Linked DNA regions of Homo sapiens: region 1 is linked to region 2. A link is a loop called in an ENCODE intact Hi-C map of the cell type or tissue named here. Cell type or tissue: OCI-LY7. All regions are shown on one strand. Links, peaks and the distances in the headings refer to the core of each region. The heading gives the core; the rest is flanking DNA.

Region 1 (8,334 bases), core at 14-8,013, 69 kb before region 2:
TAGCTTCCCTGTCCTGTATCAATCTGTGATGTAGAGCAGGTTTTATAAGGATTTTTTGCAACTTAAACAGTGGTTTGAATCTTTAAGGAAAATCAGTTGAAGCAAATTTGAGAAGCTTAAGTGCTGTAAATCAGAGGGTCCAAAACATATGAAGGAAATAAAGTATGATGTTGCTGATAGCATTAAAAATAGCACGTATACTTGAGAGTGGAGAAGTCACTGGGGTGCAAGGGCATCCAGCCTCTCTCAAGGGTCTGCTTTGCTGCATCCTGGATGCAGTCCTCCAGGTATCTTCCCATGAGCATGCTGGCGCCTGCACTCATGTGCACACAGAAAGCCTCTGGATTTGAAATGGGTGAGTGTCCATTATCATAATTTTGAGAAAAGCCAGACTCTAAGGAATGACAGAACAGTACAAAGTTTGCAGGGTCACTATTTGAGGAGGCTCCTTTGAGAAAAACAAAACAAACAAACAAAAAACAGTATTTATGTCTTGAGTTAGCATTTGATACAAACCTAAATAAAAATGACCAAATATAGCCTTGCAAAAAAGTAAGGTAAGTTGTTTGGATTTTCAAAAATCCAAGTAATTCATTTAGAGTTTGGCTGACTCCTCCTGAAGAGACCCTTGAGGAACATAAACAACTGAAGACAAGGAATAAAGCCCAGCCTTGGATTAAGAACCTGGGGAAGGAGTGGATGATATTCCTCAGGGTAGAGAAATTAATAGTGTACCATCCCAGGGGTTTATATTAGGAGTAGTGTCACTTGGTAATACTGATGGCTTATTTGGCAGTAGATGACAGGAAGGAGGTAGCATTCACTACTTTCTCTTAGTTGCTTTCATTTGAAAAACCACAGAGAATTACCCTCCGCCCAAAAAGAAACCCTTACAAATATATACATATAATGAGGTAACCTGACATCAGATGCAATTCCATTCACTCAGCCATCAGCGAGCACAAGGGAACAAAACGTTTTAATCCTCACGTCCCTGATATGGGCTGACTCTCAGCATCCCCAGAGAGGAGAACTTGGTCCCATCTGTAGGGGGCTCATTGTGTTACCTGCCTAGAGTAAAAAAATTAACGTTTAAATGTTTGACTGCATTAAAGACAATTTTTAAAAGCAGACAAAAGTACGTCAAACAATATGCTGATAATCAAGCTATGTCCCTTCTCACAGGAAATGTGTAGTTCATTCTTCTTGAACCTGATTTTTATAAAAGGCTAACGCTGAACTTTAAAAGAGTTGACACAGAGGATTAAATGTGTTTTTATTATACTGCAGGCTATACAAATATGGGATACAAAAGCCTGAAAAGGTATATTGTTGAGGACAAAAGAACTAATAATAAAACTAAAGAATTGGTAAATGTAAATGTAATCAAAATGTACTCAGCCTCTTAACACTCAGGGGTAACCTTTGCAGTTGGCCACAATGGGGAAAGACTAGGTCAGACTCCATGGCAGATGGTTTAATACATAGTACATACATTAATCCACGGAGGCAGCCCTGGAAATGCAAGCAGGTTGTTAATGATCATGGATAGTAGTTGTGAGCTGTTCCTGGTCTTGCAGTTAAGTGTTCAGATGTCATGCTTCGGGGTCCAAGTTGATGGGTTTCTGGGTTGGGAAAACATTTTCCCCCTTCTATTGCACTGCACAGCTGATAAGGCATGCTTCAGGGAAGGAGTGATTTAGACTACTGCAGGTGAATGGAAGGGAGAGAAGGTAGACTTACAACCCAGTCCCATGATTTAGTTTGATGACTTTTTACTTCTAGTTAAAGTGGTACCATTGAGAGTTCATTGAGTATGAGGGATTTGTGAATCAAATGTAAAGGAGCAGACACCACTGCTGTAAATCTAATAGAACTTCAAATCTGACATCAAGTCAATACTGCTTACCAACAACAACAAAAGGAATCCCCAATCTCATGGCCTACTGGCACCAGAGAAAACCATGTACCAATAATATAATTTTCTTTTTCTGTTTTCTTTTTGTTTTTTTTTTTTTGAGACAGAGTCTTGCTCTGTTGCCCACGCTGGAGTGCAGTGGCGTGATCTTGGCTCACTGCAAGTTCCACCTCCTGGGTTCCTGCCTCAGCCTCCCGAGCAGCTGGGACTACAGGCGCCCGCCACCATGCCTGGCTAATTTTTTGTATTTTTAGTAGAGACAGGGTTTCATTGTGTTAGCCAGGATGGTCTCCATCTCCTGACCTCGTGATGCGCCCGCCTTGGCCTCCCAAAGTGCTGGGATTACAGGCGTGAGCCACCGCGCCCAGCCAACCTATAATATAATTTTCAACGTTCTTTATCATGAATTGTTTAATAAGTAGAAAAGAATATTGACCTCCCAAATTTCAGCACAATCAAAGTTGACTTAAATAGTGAATTAAGGGCTGGGTGCAGAGGCTCACATCTGTAACACCAGCACTTTGGGAGGCTGAGGTGGGAGGATCACTTGAGGCCAGGAGTTCGTGACCAGCCTGGACAACATAGCAAGACTCTGTTTCTACAAAATATAAAAAAAATCACCCAGGTGTGATGGTGAACACCTGTAGTCTCAGCTGCTAGGGAGGCTGAGGTAGGAGAATTGTTTGAGCCAGGAGTTTGAGGTTGCAGTGAGCTGTGATTGTGCTACTGCACTCCAGCCTGGGTGACAGAGCAAGACCTTATTTCTAAAAAATAAATAAATAAATAAATAAATTGAATTAAAAACAGATAAACCGGCCGGGCGCAGTGGCTCAAGCCTGTAATCCCAGCACTTTGGGGGGCCGAGGCGGGCAGATCATGAGTTCAGGAGATCGAGACCATCTGGCTAACATGGTTAAACCCTGTCTCTACTAAAAATACAAAAAAATTAGCTGGGCATGATGGCAGGTGCCTGTAGTCCCAGCTACTCGGGAAGCTGAGGCAGGAGAATGGCATGAACCCGGGAGGCGGAGCTTGCAGGGAGCCAAGATCGCACCACAGCACTCCAATCTGGGCAACAGAGCGAGACTTCATCTCAAAAACAAACAAACAAACAACAACAACAAAAAAAAACAGATAAATCCAGAGAATTAATTATAAAGAGGCATACTCCCAAGCCCTATACTGGGGTGGAGCTCATGGAAGTTATTTGTATTATTGAAGCACAAATTGATTATAGAAGCTTAAATCAAAATAACCAGAATTAAATAGAAACTCAGGAAAAAAAAAACCCTAGATGCCTTATGGGGTTTCATTTAGGGTGTCATTTTGCATTAAATGCGATGAAAGAAGAAAGTTAAAGTGCCCCAGAGTAAATGGAGTTAGAACTTTATATTTCCTTTCCCCCAGAAGTACAGCTCCCCTCCTCATTCAAGCCCTTTTGCTCATTTTTTTTTTACATTTCTAATGTAGTCATTTAGTACTTAGTAAGTATCAGTTAATTTTTAATTTTTTATGATCATATAATTCAGCTCTGGATAAGGAGATGTTTGATGTTCCATGGCCTAGATATTTGGCTAAATATTTGATCAGGGGCAAGTAAAGGTGATATAGACCTCAATTTCTTTCTCCCTATGTGTGTAGGGAGATGGGGTGATGTACTGGAGAAAACCTATGTCAAAACAACCGTGATAGTTAACCCCTATCACCTGCACTCTCCAGGGATGTCCAGGGGCCTGGTAAGGTATGGTCATGTTACTCTAACCCAGCTGTGCATGGGAGGAGACATGGAGAGATGGGCCTTACTCATTCCTGGGAAGCCTGGCACCCATGGGGTCCCTCCTCTCCACACCTGGAAGGCCAGTGGGGACAGGAAGGAAGTTGGCAGCTTCCATTTTGGTCTTGAGTCCTAAAGCTGAAATAATCCTTTCTGTCACTCAGCCCCCTTGCAGGGCAGCTGCTAACAGGAACAGTTGACCCACACTCGGCTTGGACCAGGATACTGGAATAGTGTGGGTAGTGAAAGGCCAGAGAGAAGCATAAGAATGCATATTTGGGTACAGACTGGTGTCTGTAAAACAAGCACATGAATCTGCAACTCAGTGAGGTCCTCAGAGGATGGAACTTGTCTCAGGGCTGGGTGCCGTGGAAATTAGACATCTGAGACGTGGTTTCTGCTCAGAAGAGTGTCTGTTTGAGCGTGTGAATTGTCCTGTGCTTGTGTGGAAGTTGACTTCACGCCACACATTTATCCACTTACGCATTTATTCAACAAGCAATATTGAGCATCCGCAGTATGAAGGGCATTGTTCTGTGGCTGGGGATACAAAGATAAATAAAGAGAGGTCCTTGCCTCTGAGGCTCTCACAGTTGAATGGGGAGAGCAACCAGTAAACAAATGACATGATGTGAGGCATGCTGGAACTGATGCGGGTAAGAAGAACCCGGGCACCACAGGGTGACTTACCCAGCCCAGAGGCCAGGCTCTATGCATGAGTGAGCACATGCTAATTTAGAGACCAAAATATAGATTCAGGAAATGGGATGGATAGAAAAAAGGACGGTGAGGCTCAAAAAAGATGTGAGTCAGGAATGAGAGCGCCACATGTCACACATTAAAAAACCAATGCATAACCCTTACTGTCATTCCCATGTTGTGCTTTAACATTTTAAAATATCACGGACTTTGTAGGAATGCTTGAAACAATACTACATAACTTAAAAAATGGATTTTTGACATCATTTTGCCCTTGGGATGTTTTATGAAGAAGTCTTCAGGAGATAAAGGAGGCAAAGAAGCAGAGAATCTAACAGACAGGGCTCAGGGCTCATGGATAAAGTAATGCAGAGACTGACAGGCACGTGAAGAGTTTAATATGTGTCTGCACATTTCCTGAACTGTGCAACCTTAAAGTGGTGGTAGAAAACTTCTCCAACATCCTCCTCCTACGGCCGAGAAAACTGTGGCCCTGAGAAGTTAAGTGACTTGCAGGGGCCACACATCTAGTGGCGGGGGGTGGTTACCACAACAGATATATCAGCTCTGATGAAGTTTCTAAACTCAGTAACAAGAGGAGGCTGTAATTGCAGTTGCCTGAAGAGCAATAGAAACTGGTCTCCTTTATGATTAGAATATCAGTGTTTAGTAAGTGTACATAATAACTTTGTAAAATGGCTTAGTATGCTATTTTTCAAGCTTTTATTTATTATGAACCAGTAGTAAAAAATTTGTTTTATAATTTAGTACGCACACACACACAAACTCATAACCAGTTTCACAGAATCTAAGTCACTTTGATGATGGCGTTTTCTTGATTTTGCCAGAAGGTATCAATGAAGATTTTCATACAATTATGTCACAGCTACAACCTGGCTAAAAACAAGGGCAAAATGAATCATGATTTCAGAAGTGTTAAAATGTGAAAAATATCTGGGTTTTAGAATACGCAAAACAGGGCATATGTATTTAAAACTGAAATAAAAATTTCATGAAATAATACCATACTTATTTTCCTGTGTGATCCACTCTGATATTTTCTGTTTTATTTCATTTAAAAAATTGTTGATTGGGGCTGGGCGCAGTGGCTCATGCCTGTAATCCCAGCACTTTGGGAGGCTGAAGCAGGTGGATCACTTGGGGTCAGGAGTTCGATACCAGCCTCAACAACATGGTGAAACCTCATCTCTACTAAATATACAAAAATTAGCTGGGCATGGTGGTGCACACCTGTAATCCCAGCTACTTGGGAGGCTGAGGCAGGAGAATCGCTTGAACCCAGGAGGTGGAGGTTTCAGTGAGCTGAGATCGCACCACTGCACTCCAGCCTGGGCATCAGAGCAAGACTCCATCTCAACAACAACAACAAAAAAATTGTTGATTGGGACTTACTGATGAGCTGAGAAGCTTGAAAATAGTAGGTAAATAGGTATATTGGTATGAAATGTCATTATCATGGTAGGTTGGGGGCCTTCAATTTCTCACCGTTGGATGGATTCTCTTTGACCTTAACTCTGCAATTTCACCAAGTTAAACCGAGCTATGATCAGTTATGCTCAACTTTCATTGTGGGCTCTCTTAGCAGAGTTATATTTATCACAAAATGGCCAGTGGCTCCTCCATTTATAATTTAAGTATGCATTTGTCTTGATGGAGAACTGCAGGTGATGTGTGTATTGATCAGATAGTAAAAGGGAATGCTCAAATTTTAAGCTGTGCTATATGAAGCTGTTGTATCAGGTGAAAATGAAGCAAAGGAAGTCAGAGGTGAGTTGTTGGGGAGGACCAAGGGTGGGAAAGCCAGGGGAGTGGAGGAAGACCAGACAATGAGGAGGGGCAGCCTCCCAAGAAGCTTCTCACTGTCATTCTGAGCCTGGACCAAAGGGGAGGAGGAGTTGAATGGAGGGATAGACACTCACCATGTTCAGCCTGGTCTTCTCCATTCCAGTCAAATGAGATGAATTCCAGGCCTGTTCCACATAGCTGTGTTGTTAACCATGGCACGAGGCACATCCTTCACAAGGATTGGCCAACATCAGGGGAGTTGATGGGAGAACATCTTGGCTACCAAGTAGAAAGAGTGGCTGACTCTATTTTAAAGTCAGCCACTGATCAGGGGTGGTGGTGTGTACCTGTAGTTCTAGTTACTTAGGAGGCTGAGCAGGGAGGATCACTTGAACCCAGGAGTTAGAAACTGCAGTGAGCTATGATCACACCACTGTACTCCAGCCTGGGAGACAGTGTGAGACCCTGTCTCCATGAATAAATAAATAAATAGTAGACTGATGAAGACATAATAGCTAAGGCTTCCCCATTTAAATAGTTTGGTACTTAAAGCCAGATTAGAGATGGGGTGGGTGTGGAGTGGAGAATAAACCTGAGAACTTATTCATGTAACCAAACACCACCTGTTCCCCAAAAACCTATTGAAATAAATAAATAAATAATAAAAAAGAAAAAGGAAACTATCTGAGCTGGGAGTTTAACTGTTTGAATCATGGCCTTCTTTGATAATCTGAAGAAAGCTTCAGATTGGAGTCTGTCTCCAGGGAATACACATGCACAGAGAATTTCACACATAATTTCATGGGGTTCATGGACTTTCTGAAATCCACTCACGGGCTTATTATTATTTTATTTATTTATTTATTTATTTATTTATTTATTTATTTATTTATTTTGAGACAGAGTCTCACTGTGTCGCCCAGGCCTGAGTGCAGTGGCACGATCTCGGCTCACTGCAACCTCTGCCTCCTGGGCTCAAGTGATTCTCCTGCCTCAGCGTCCCAAGTAGCTGGGACTACAGGTGCACGCCACTACACCTGGCTAATTTTTTTTTTTTTTGAGATGGAGTCTCCCTCTGTCGCCCAGGCTGGAGTGCAGTGGTCTCGGCTTACTGCAACCTCCGCCTCCCCAGTTCAAGCGATTCTCTGCCTCAGCCTCCCAAGTAGCTGGGATTATAGGCGCCCGCCACCATGCCTGGCTAATTTTTTTGTATTTTTAGTAGAGACAGGGTTTCACCATCTTGGCCAGGCTGGTCTTGAACTCCTGACCTCGTGATCCACCCGCCTTGGCCTCCCAAAGTGCTGGGATTACAGGTGTGAGCCACTGTGCCTGGCCAATTTTTTGTACTTTTAGTAGAGACGAGGTTTTGCTGTGTTGGCCAGACTGGTCTTGAACTCCTGGTCTCAGGTCATCTGCCTGCCTCAGGTGTGGGCTTTTTGAATTCTGGTTTAGAGTTCTATATAATGTAACATGCATTAGACATGAGAGAATTCAGCTCCCATCTTCTCTTCTACAAACAAGGTTTCTTCCCTTAAGCCAGAGATAGAAGATGGAAGGTTTTCTGACATGTGCAGCCTAGAATGGAGGTTGGGACAGGTGGAGGTGAGCTGTAAATCCACCAGCATGAGGGACAGCGTGGCCAGACTGGGGTTTGACTTGTACTGCCTGGTATGCCTCCCAGCAGATTTTTTGAGTAACCCTCCAGTAATAAACTTTACAGTATTAGGGAAAAGGGCATTTGGCCTGAGAGCTAGAGATGATGCTCCTTCCAGGATGTAGGCCTTGAGAAACAAGTGACAGAGTTTTTCTGCAGTTTGTCCAGTACTTAGAGCAATCCCAGACCTCTCAAAATGGATGGCTTTAAAGTCACAAAACTGGTGATGTTAAGGAGAGCTTCTTCCATTTGCATTACAGAGACTTGATGGATGTGGGGAAGCTCTAGTCGTGGTAAGATGTTGGATTAAATAATCTTGCTGCCTGGATGCCCTGTCAGATGCAGCGTAATACTTAACAGAACTCCTTACTCCCTGCCACCTCTGAAAGGAATTTAAACTGTCAGCCCATTAAGTGTTCATCTCTAATGTGAAATTTCTAGATGAAGGCAATTTAGCTTAATTTGCCAAGACATCTCTTCATG
Region 2 (8,334 bases), core at 259-8,258:
TTCATGCAGCCACATTAGTGAGGTTTGAGGATTTGGGTGGTCGGCATGATCATGGTCTTCAGACATTTGAAGGACATAAACACAGAGGAAGGAAGGAATTTATTTAGCTCAGAACAAGGGGTATAATTAGGGTAGGAGTAATGAAATAAAATTAAGGAAAGAAAGATTTAGACTGAATATTAGTGGGGTACTTCCAAGCAATAGATTTATTAAGCTTTTAGGTATTTTCTAGGGATTATTACTCTGTTTTCCAAGTCACTTGGAAATCAGAGGGACAAAGGCTGAGATAATCTTGAGGAAACGACAGCCTTTGGGTATGGGGCAAAATGAGAGGGCTTCACTTTGTCCCTCACCTGCCCCTAGTCTGTCTTGTAAATGTGAAAAGCTCAGTGGGCAGTCCCCTTCTGAATTACTTCTGTCTACCTATAGAATGTGCTTGGTTTTTTGTTCAGACCAGGAATTATTCAAAGGATGGTGTGTTCCCCAAGGGAAAAATCTGATTGTGAGAATCTGGGGAGAGTTCCTACCTGCCCTGAGGTTGGGCAGGCTGATTTCTGCTTGTTAGTTCTGCCTCTGGAGAGCAGGAAGAGGAGGCAAAATTTAATCAATTCCAGTTATGGACGGGAAAGGATTTTGAAACTCTGGGTTAAAAGAAGATGACTAGTTAGAGACCAGCCTGGGCAACAGAGTGAGACCTTGTCTCTAAAAAAAAATTTATAAATTATCCAGGCATGGTGGTGTATACCTGTAGTCCCAGCTACTCAAGAGGCTGGGGTTGGAGCATCACTTGAGCCCAGGAGATCAAGGCTGCAGCGAGCTAGGATCATACCACTGCACTCCAGCCTGGGGTGACAGGGCGAGACTCTGTCTCTGGGCAAAAAAAAGAAAAAAAAAAGAAAAAAAAAGGATGCCTACTCATTGAGGAAGGGGGGTGGGGGGGGGGCGGGGGGGCGGCTTCAGCCATTGTGGAGTCTCTAATAAATCAGGAGCTTTTCTTTCCCTCTGGAGCCTTTCCTGTGCACTCTTGGGATCTACTTGTCCTTTGCAAAGTCTAGTACAGCCACCTCTCCCATGGGGAAGGAGACACTTAGCATCCTGGGACCACCAGTCACAGCTTTAGGACTTTAGCTTTCCTGGACCAGCCCTGATGGCACCATGCATTGCCTGGATGGTATGCACGGACCCAGGCTCCCTTCTGAGACTAAGAACAGACATTTGCATTCAGGTATTTTGCATATGCCATTGATAGCACTGAAAAGTAAAACAATAGAACAAGATACTAAAATCTGGGAAGATTTTCTTGGGACTTTCAGTACATCTAGCTTCCTCTCTGGTCACAAGGGTAGACAGCTGGGGACTTTTCTATTACTGGGGTAGCTCCCTTGTAATTTTCCACTTTGAATCTTACATCTTTTTGTATTAAGTTAAATGGTGTTTTGCTCTTTAAAATAGCCTTGTAATATGGCTGGTCTGCACTGCTCGCTTTGTCTTAAAAGGGAATAAAATTCTTAAATTGAAAGCAAATCGGAGAGGGTTCTATGGCGCTCTCTGCGAGGGGCCGAGCGTGGATTCGGGTCTGATGATTACTTTGACTGCAGAAACAGTGGGGGCTGTAATCTCCGAAGCAGCGGACACTCACAGCGACGGTTGGCCCAGTCCTTTGATTTAGACAGCCCTTGGCTGTCTTGCCTGGCCTAGAATCCCTATTCCATTGAAGTCTGGCCTCAGGCTGTCTTCTTGGGCAGTGCCATTTGCATCCAGGCATGGGGAGGGCCTCTGTGTCCTCAGGGTGCCGTGTGTTTGTGGTGAGAGAGGATGAACAGGCAGCAGACAGGGGCTCCCGGGCAGTTGCTGGGCTGCTGCTCGAGCGTCTGCCAGGCATGATGAAATGGGAGGAGGCAGGGAAGGCTTCAGAGCAGCAGGGTTCACCCGCACACCTAAAGTCCTAACAGCATGCAGGCATGGTATAAAACAGGTGATCCCTTAATGAGGTTTTGATGTGTGCGCTGGCTTTTGAATTTTATGCTGGAGTGTCACTGCAGTGTGGGGTTATCTCCAAGGAAACCCTCACATACCTTCCACATCCATTTTCTAACCCCGCTTCTAAAGAGGGCAGCGTGCCCCAGTGGTCTTAAGGGGCATTATAAAACTCTCGAGATAAGATTAATTTGGATTCTTGCTAATTTGGAAAGTCAGTGTAGTCATGAGGAATGTGTGAGTGTGCTGAAAAAAGTGGAACCAGCCACCCTCTAAAAGGCAGGGTAATTATTATACAGGGTTGGGTTGAACAGAGGGTTTGTGTCGCCTTTACTGTTGGTGATCATCAAAGATGTCTTAAGCTAAGAACACAGTTGTCTTTCTCAGTGTGACTCCCGTTTACTGCGTATCAAGCTGCAGGAAGTCCAGCTGATGTAAATAGATTAATATTTAAAAAGTAATACAGAAGAATGAGGTTCCAAACATGTAATGTTTAATTATTGAAAACCCATAATGGAATTCCAATCCAAACTCATCTCTCACATCTCACTGGTGTTCAGCAAAGAAGCTCAATTAGCTGGGGAGCCTGCCCACCCCACAGCTTGATTTGATCATCCCAGGGCCAAGCCCATGCTCTCTCTTAAAGTGCCTGGCAACACAGATGTGGGCAGCTTGGGTTGTTGTATGACTCCTTTTTTTTTTTTTTTTTTTTTTTTTCTGAGACGGAGTCTCTCTGTCGCACAGGCTGGAGTGCAGTGGCACGATCTCAGCTCACTGCAACATCTACCTCCTGGGTTCAAGCAGTTCTCTTGCCTCAGCCTCCCAAGTAGCTGGGACTACAGGCACCCGCCACCAAGCCAAGCTAATTTTTTGTATTTATAGTAGAGATGGGGTTTCACCATATAGGCCAGGCTGGTCTTGAACTCCTGACCTCAGGTGATGCGCCCGCCTCAGCCTCTTAAAATACTGGGATTACAGGTGTGAGCCACCGTGCGCGGCCCGTATGCCTTCTTATTACATAATTGTTGCAGCCCTTTTTAGTCAAATTAATGGGTAAATGACTGTACAGTGTGAACAGGACAATAGAGAAGAATTTGCATAACTTCTAACTGGTACAATTCAGGAAAGTTAGGTGACCTTCCAGAAATCATAGTATTAAGGGCATTCATAGTTCCTTTGGGTTTATTAGGCCATGAAGTATTTGTCTGGTTAGAAGAGTTTACTTAGTCTAGGGGTAGCTGATCACCCATTCTCCTCTTGAGACCATAGTTCTTTGGCCCTTTAGGACATATGTGTCACTTACTCTGGATAAGGCTGAATTTGCGCAGAGGCCTGTGGCAGAGAATGGCCAAAGGAAGAGATAAAATGATCAACATGACTAGAATAAACCCTCATCCATAGACCAATGGGATTTAGTTCAAAATCAGTGTGCCAGCAAGGCTGTTTGAAGTAGTTTTCTTGATTTTATGTTTTTATTTAGCATGACAGTTAAGGACAGTCCTTTGTGTATAAATACAAAAAATAGCGATATGCCATTTGTTGTTGTTTGGTTTAAGTGCACGTGAAGAGGCTGCTCAGTTGTGGCCCCTTTCTCATGTAATGCTCAGGAATTCATCTGTCATGCAGAAAATGCAGCTGTGTGACCTAAAATGCTCTTGGGTGAAGCCTCGGGGTTTGGAAGGTCACGCCATAGGTACTGGTATTCATGACATCCTGTCGGGCTTGTGGGCTGCGTAGGGTAACTAGAACTGAGAGGACAGAAATTGAGTTTGTAGTGACTGCAGAAGCTGAAACCACAAGGTGAAATGTAATAGGGTCTAGGCCTCAGTGAGCACAGGAAGCTGATTAGAGGTGAGCAGGGGCGGGGGAGCACTGAGGCTGAGAAAAGTGCCACAAGGGGACGAGTAACGTTGATTTCTGGACAGAGCCTGTTAACATGCGGAGGGGCCCATGTGTAGGAATCACCTTCACCTTCTCCTGCAGTTCAGTTACAACTGGTAATTGCATCCTGAACCCTTATCATGTGCAGGATGGGGTTCTGGGGTGTAAAGGTGCCATGAGATCCAGGCCCAGTACCACAAAAGAAAGCTTTAATTAAAGAAAACATGATAAGGCTTAGGTTTCCTGGCCCCATCTTATGCATCCAAGTGATTAAGGTAGCATTTTTCAAAGTGTTTTCCTATAGAAGCCTACTTTAAAAATAAAAGAGTTCTGTTTTTGAAAAGCTGGGGAAACTCTGGATGAATGAAGTTTAAGTATGTTTCTTTTCTGCAGATCTCCTCAGAGGCTCAGGCATGGCAGCCTGCACTGAGAACCTCCAAAGAAGAGCATAGAATATGCAACATTTCCCAAGCTTATTGGGCCATGGGATCCTTTTTGGGGGACAGAGCATTTATTGGTGGATCTAGTGTTTCTCAGCATATACTTTAGGAAATAGAGAGTTGGGGCATATTGGTCAGTGGTAGGGTCGGTGGGGTGGGGGGCAGTTGGAATGGGTTTAGGAATAGACAAGAACCTGAGAGAGTATTCATATTTCCTTTCTATGGAGACCCTCAGAAATAGTAGTGCAGGTGTATGCAGGCTTCTATAAGAGGCATGTCCTGGTGTAAACTTTATGCTTTTGCACCAGCAGAAGACAAGGCCTCCCAGCCCTTGGATTTGAGTAGGTCCACCCAGACTGAGGCTGTCCTGGGTACGCCACACCCATAGCAAGATACAGGGTCATTAACCACCAGGAGGGAGTATTACGGGATTAGGCAGGGACCTTGAAGTCACTGCCCCTTCCTAGATTTTCCTCATTTTTTTTAGCAGAGGGTAATACCTGGAAGGTTATGGTAAGGATTAAATCTGAGAAAGTCTGTCAAGCTGGGTGAGACTTTTGGTCTTCCTAAAGTTATGGAAGCTTGCCATAAAGAAGCCCAGGGAAATCAGAAAGGTGGGAATAGCCATTGCCACTCATCCCTGTGGTGTCTGAGCAATTGTGCTGGCAGTGAATGGTCCCACAGTGCTAATAACTGAGCCACTGGACTGCCTTACTGCTCCCAAGGAGCAGGCATCCTTGCTTCCTGATTTAGCACGAGGCCGTTAAAGATTTGCAGTTCCCTGCAGTTTGGCTTCTACTCCATCCACTTCCAGCTCCCTTCTCCCCACTCTCTAATTTGTGACCTATGCTTCCCTGTGGTTTCTGCACATTGCCTCTCTCCTCTGTGGTCCTCTGGCTTTATTCCTATGACCACTCTCTCCACCACTATTTAGTCTCTTGGCATTATATTGATTCCAAACTTCCCAAATAAGAACATCTAATTGGTCCATTGAGTTGCTCTGTCCCTCTTAGGCAGAGCCCACACCAACATCTTCAGGTGTCTTTGGGTCCAGGCAGCTACAGCCAATGAGACAGCAGGGCCATGACCACAGCAGACACCAGCATCTCATGGGCTCTGTTCTGATACAGAAGTAGTTAGCACACAGTTCTTTTCCTCCTCCTCTTTGTTCCCTCTCCTGTTCCTGCCCACTTTTGGAACATGCCAATCTGTATCAAAGGCATGCCTTGATACAGCAGGAAATACCCAGTAACACCTTTTATTTCACTCTTAGATACTAAGCACTGAAAGAAAGGCCCGCCCTCACATATTTAGAGCATCCACCATATTTCTTTTTTCTGTGTCTCACCAGATCCAGGGCATGTTATGCAGGCTGTTTGAATTAGGCAGCTCTGTTATGCTCATTTCTCCTCTTACCCGGGAGCCAAGAGTCCAGTTGTATGAAGGGTCAGATGGCAGTACAGTTTTCTTCTGCATCTCATTTCCTCCTTCAGAGTAGGCCAAAGAATGATGTCATTAGTCATACAGAGGTTAGGAAATGGGGGTTTCTACCCAAATACTGACAACTGATATGTAATTGTTGCTAGTCTTAATTTACTTAGCTCTAAAATAAGGTATGTTATCTGGCTGCTTGTCTGTTTACAGATTTCTGGTGAGTGATATTATGATAGTACTATTGAGCCACTTGAATTTATTGGAGGAAAGGAGCTATATAAATAACAGGTGTGTTTAAATATATATGAATACCTATCTGTGTCCCGGGTTGTCTTGGTTCACACCATTTAACAGTTCAGGCATTTGGCCTGGATGAGGAGATTCAGTTGGGCGAACCCAGGATTCGCTGATGAGGATGGAGTTGTAAGAGGGATCCTTAGTGGAGAATCCAGTATTTGTTGAGCATTGGTTTTCAACCAGGTAGTTAGCACAGCAGGATGGCTAAATTCACAGAACAAAGACAGAAAAGAACTAGGCAAATCAGCAGTCCACAAACAGGAAATAAGCTTTTCAGAGACAAAGGAACCAGTGTGGATATCCAAAGAAATCAGAAGCAGTCCAGCACATCCCTCCCACGTATCTAGGAAATTGCCACTAAGCAGTCACTCTCACACAGGTTTTAATTAACTAAAAAAGACGATAGGCAATCCAAATTATTCCTTCTCCCCAGGTTCATGAGCCCAACACACGGAGCCTTTTGAATTTGCAGCATTATATACCAGATGCCATAAATGTCACATTTGTGTGTGACAGAGCATAAGGGATTCCATTGGTAACTCTGGCCCGGGTGACTGGTGCTGGCCTGAAGCTGAGCCTAGGGCTAAAACATCCATAGTGAGCTTAAGACCACAGCCTGGCCCAAAAACCTCCTCATTATTGCAATTATATTGCTGTCAAACACTCCACAAACCATTAGAAGCATAGTAAAGAATTTGGGGGTCAAGTGTTTTGTTGGTTTGGGTTTCTGGGTTTTATTTTTGCAGTGTGCTTTTTACTTTGAAGTACACATCAGAGGAAAATTTGTAGTAGGGTATTTTTCTCCCTCTCTTTTTTTAAAATAACAGATTTAACAGAATAAAGGGTAAGTAAGAGTAGAGTATAGGTAAAACAGTTGGCCCTGTTTTTCTAAATAGGAAAATGTGTTACCTTACCTTTGTAATAATACGTAAAAACATCTGTATTTATGCAGCACTTTTTATTTTTTAGAATGCTTCCATTTGCACTATTTGTTTTGATCCTCCCAGCAGCTCTTGAAGGTAGACGGGGTGCCAGAGGGCACAGGAGCAGGACCCAAAGTTGCAGAGTGGGCAGCATGTGGGTCTTCTGAGCCAAATGGAATCAAAGCCTGAGGCACTGATTGAAAATTGGGAAGAATGTATTTACAGATTTAATCTCATCAAGAAAACTTTCAACTATTAGGTGGCTAGCAGAGGCAACAACTATCCCAATAAACTTGAAAACTGGACATGATAAAGGCAGCTGGGATGATACAAGAAGAGATGCGATTGTGGAGAAGAGCCAGTTCTTCTCAAGAGTAAACAAAGACATTAGCAGGAACAAACAATTGACTTCCAAAGTCTCTCTGCCAATGCAGAGAATGGGAAGGACCAAGTTGCCCTGGCTTATGGGCACAAAAAGGTGAAAACAGTCTCAGAGATCCCACTGAGACTTGGCAGTGTCTTGTGCCTAGACTAGAGCTAACACAGAGAACTAAAATATAAAATGACACACCCCACAGACATATCTAATAGGTAGGTAAAATGCTTGAAAATATATCCTTGTATAGCAGTTGACACTCTTGAGGGGGAAATGCAAGACAGGAATTTTAGGAATATAAAAGGAAGCATCAAAAGAATAATGTGGGGATATTTAGTATAAAATATGGAGCAGACATTTAAAAAATACATTAATTAGCAAAGAAGCAAGATATGGGATAATTTATCTTGTTATCTACTAAAAATATTATTCTCTTCAAAACAGAGCAGTTAATAATTCCCCCCCATGCCCTGTGAAGAGTTATGAGAAGGTGGAGGAGCAGTGAAGGGAATCCTACTTTGACCACCATCTGATTAATCTAGGGTAGAGCTACTTGGAATGTGGCTGGAGTGGGGAAGTGGCACTATCTTGGAATACGTGATAGCAGAGGGGGAGAATGCTGGATATGATCAGCCACATTCCCTGGAGTTTAGAAAAGCAGATTTTTTTGAAGTGCCAAGGAAAGGTGGATTTGGTCCGACAATCAGAGGCTCAGTGCATTTGGGGAGTTATTTGGGGCTTTGTGTAAAGTTCTGAAAATGAAATTAGATCAGGAAGGCTAGGCTGCAAAAGGAGCTGAACCCTTAGGGGAATGCCCAAGTTAATAAAAGGAGCTAGTAACGCTATGTTCATAGAAGGAAAAAGAAGTAGAAGTGGATAGATCCGTATTTAGAGCAAGTCATGTAATATTTAACAAAAGAGGATGAAAAGGCAGGGCTCGGCAAATTTTATTTGGTTTCCATTGTCTCCGTAAAGAGAATGTTCTCTACACTGCAAAGAGTAGGGA

The links. A loop is a pair of places that touch in the nucleus more often than their neighbours do. Peaks named below come from ENCODE experiments on the same cell type or tissue, not always from the same donor. Only the 100,000 strongest peaks of a DNase experiment are listed, where the experiment ranks them.
Region 1: it touches region 2 in a loop (2.4-fold over the local background); 3 of 110 quality-filtered maps call a loop at or near these places.

The regions. Positions count from the first base shown.
Region 1 is chr6:107,546,254-107,554,587 of GRCh38, forward strand. The region is part of intron 4 of SOBP (sine oculis binding protein homolog); the gene reads left to right. Among named protein-coding and RNA genes, the nearest start is that of SOBP, 60 kb to the left of the region's middle. In OCI-LY7, for the core only: CTCF peaks have their summits at 4,915 and 5,138; DNase peaks (open chromatin) are centred at 3,828, 4,388 and 4,868; H3K4me3 peaks cover 1,898 bases; H3K27ac peaks cover 2,515 bases.
Region 2 is chr6:107,615,152-107,623,485 of GRCh38, forward strand. All of the region lies in intron 5 of SOBP (sine oculis binding protein homolog), which reads left to right. Among named protein-coding and RNA genes, the nearest start is that of SOBP, 130 kb to the left of the region's middle. In OCI-LY7, for the core only: no CTCF peak of the experiment used is centred there; DNase peaks (open chromatin) are centred at 820, 1,180, 3,010, 3,740 and 1 weaker place; H3K4me3 peaks cover 4,655 bases; H3K27ac peaks cover 6,091 bases.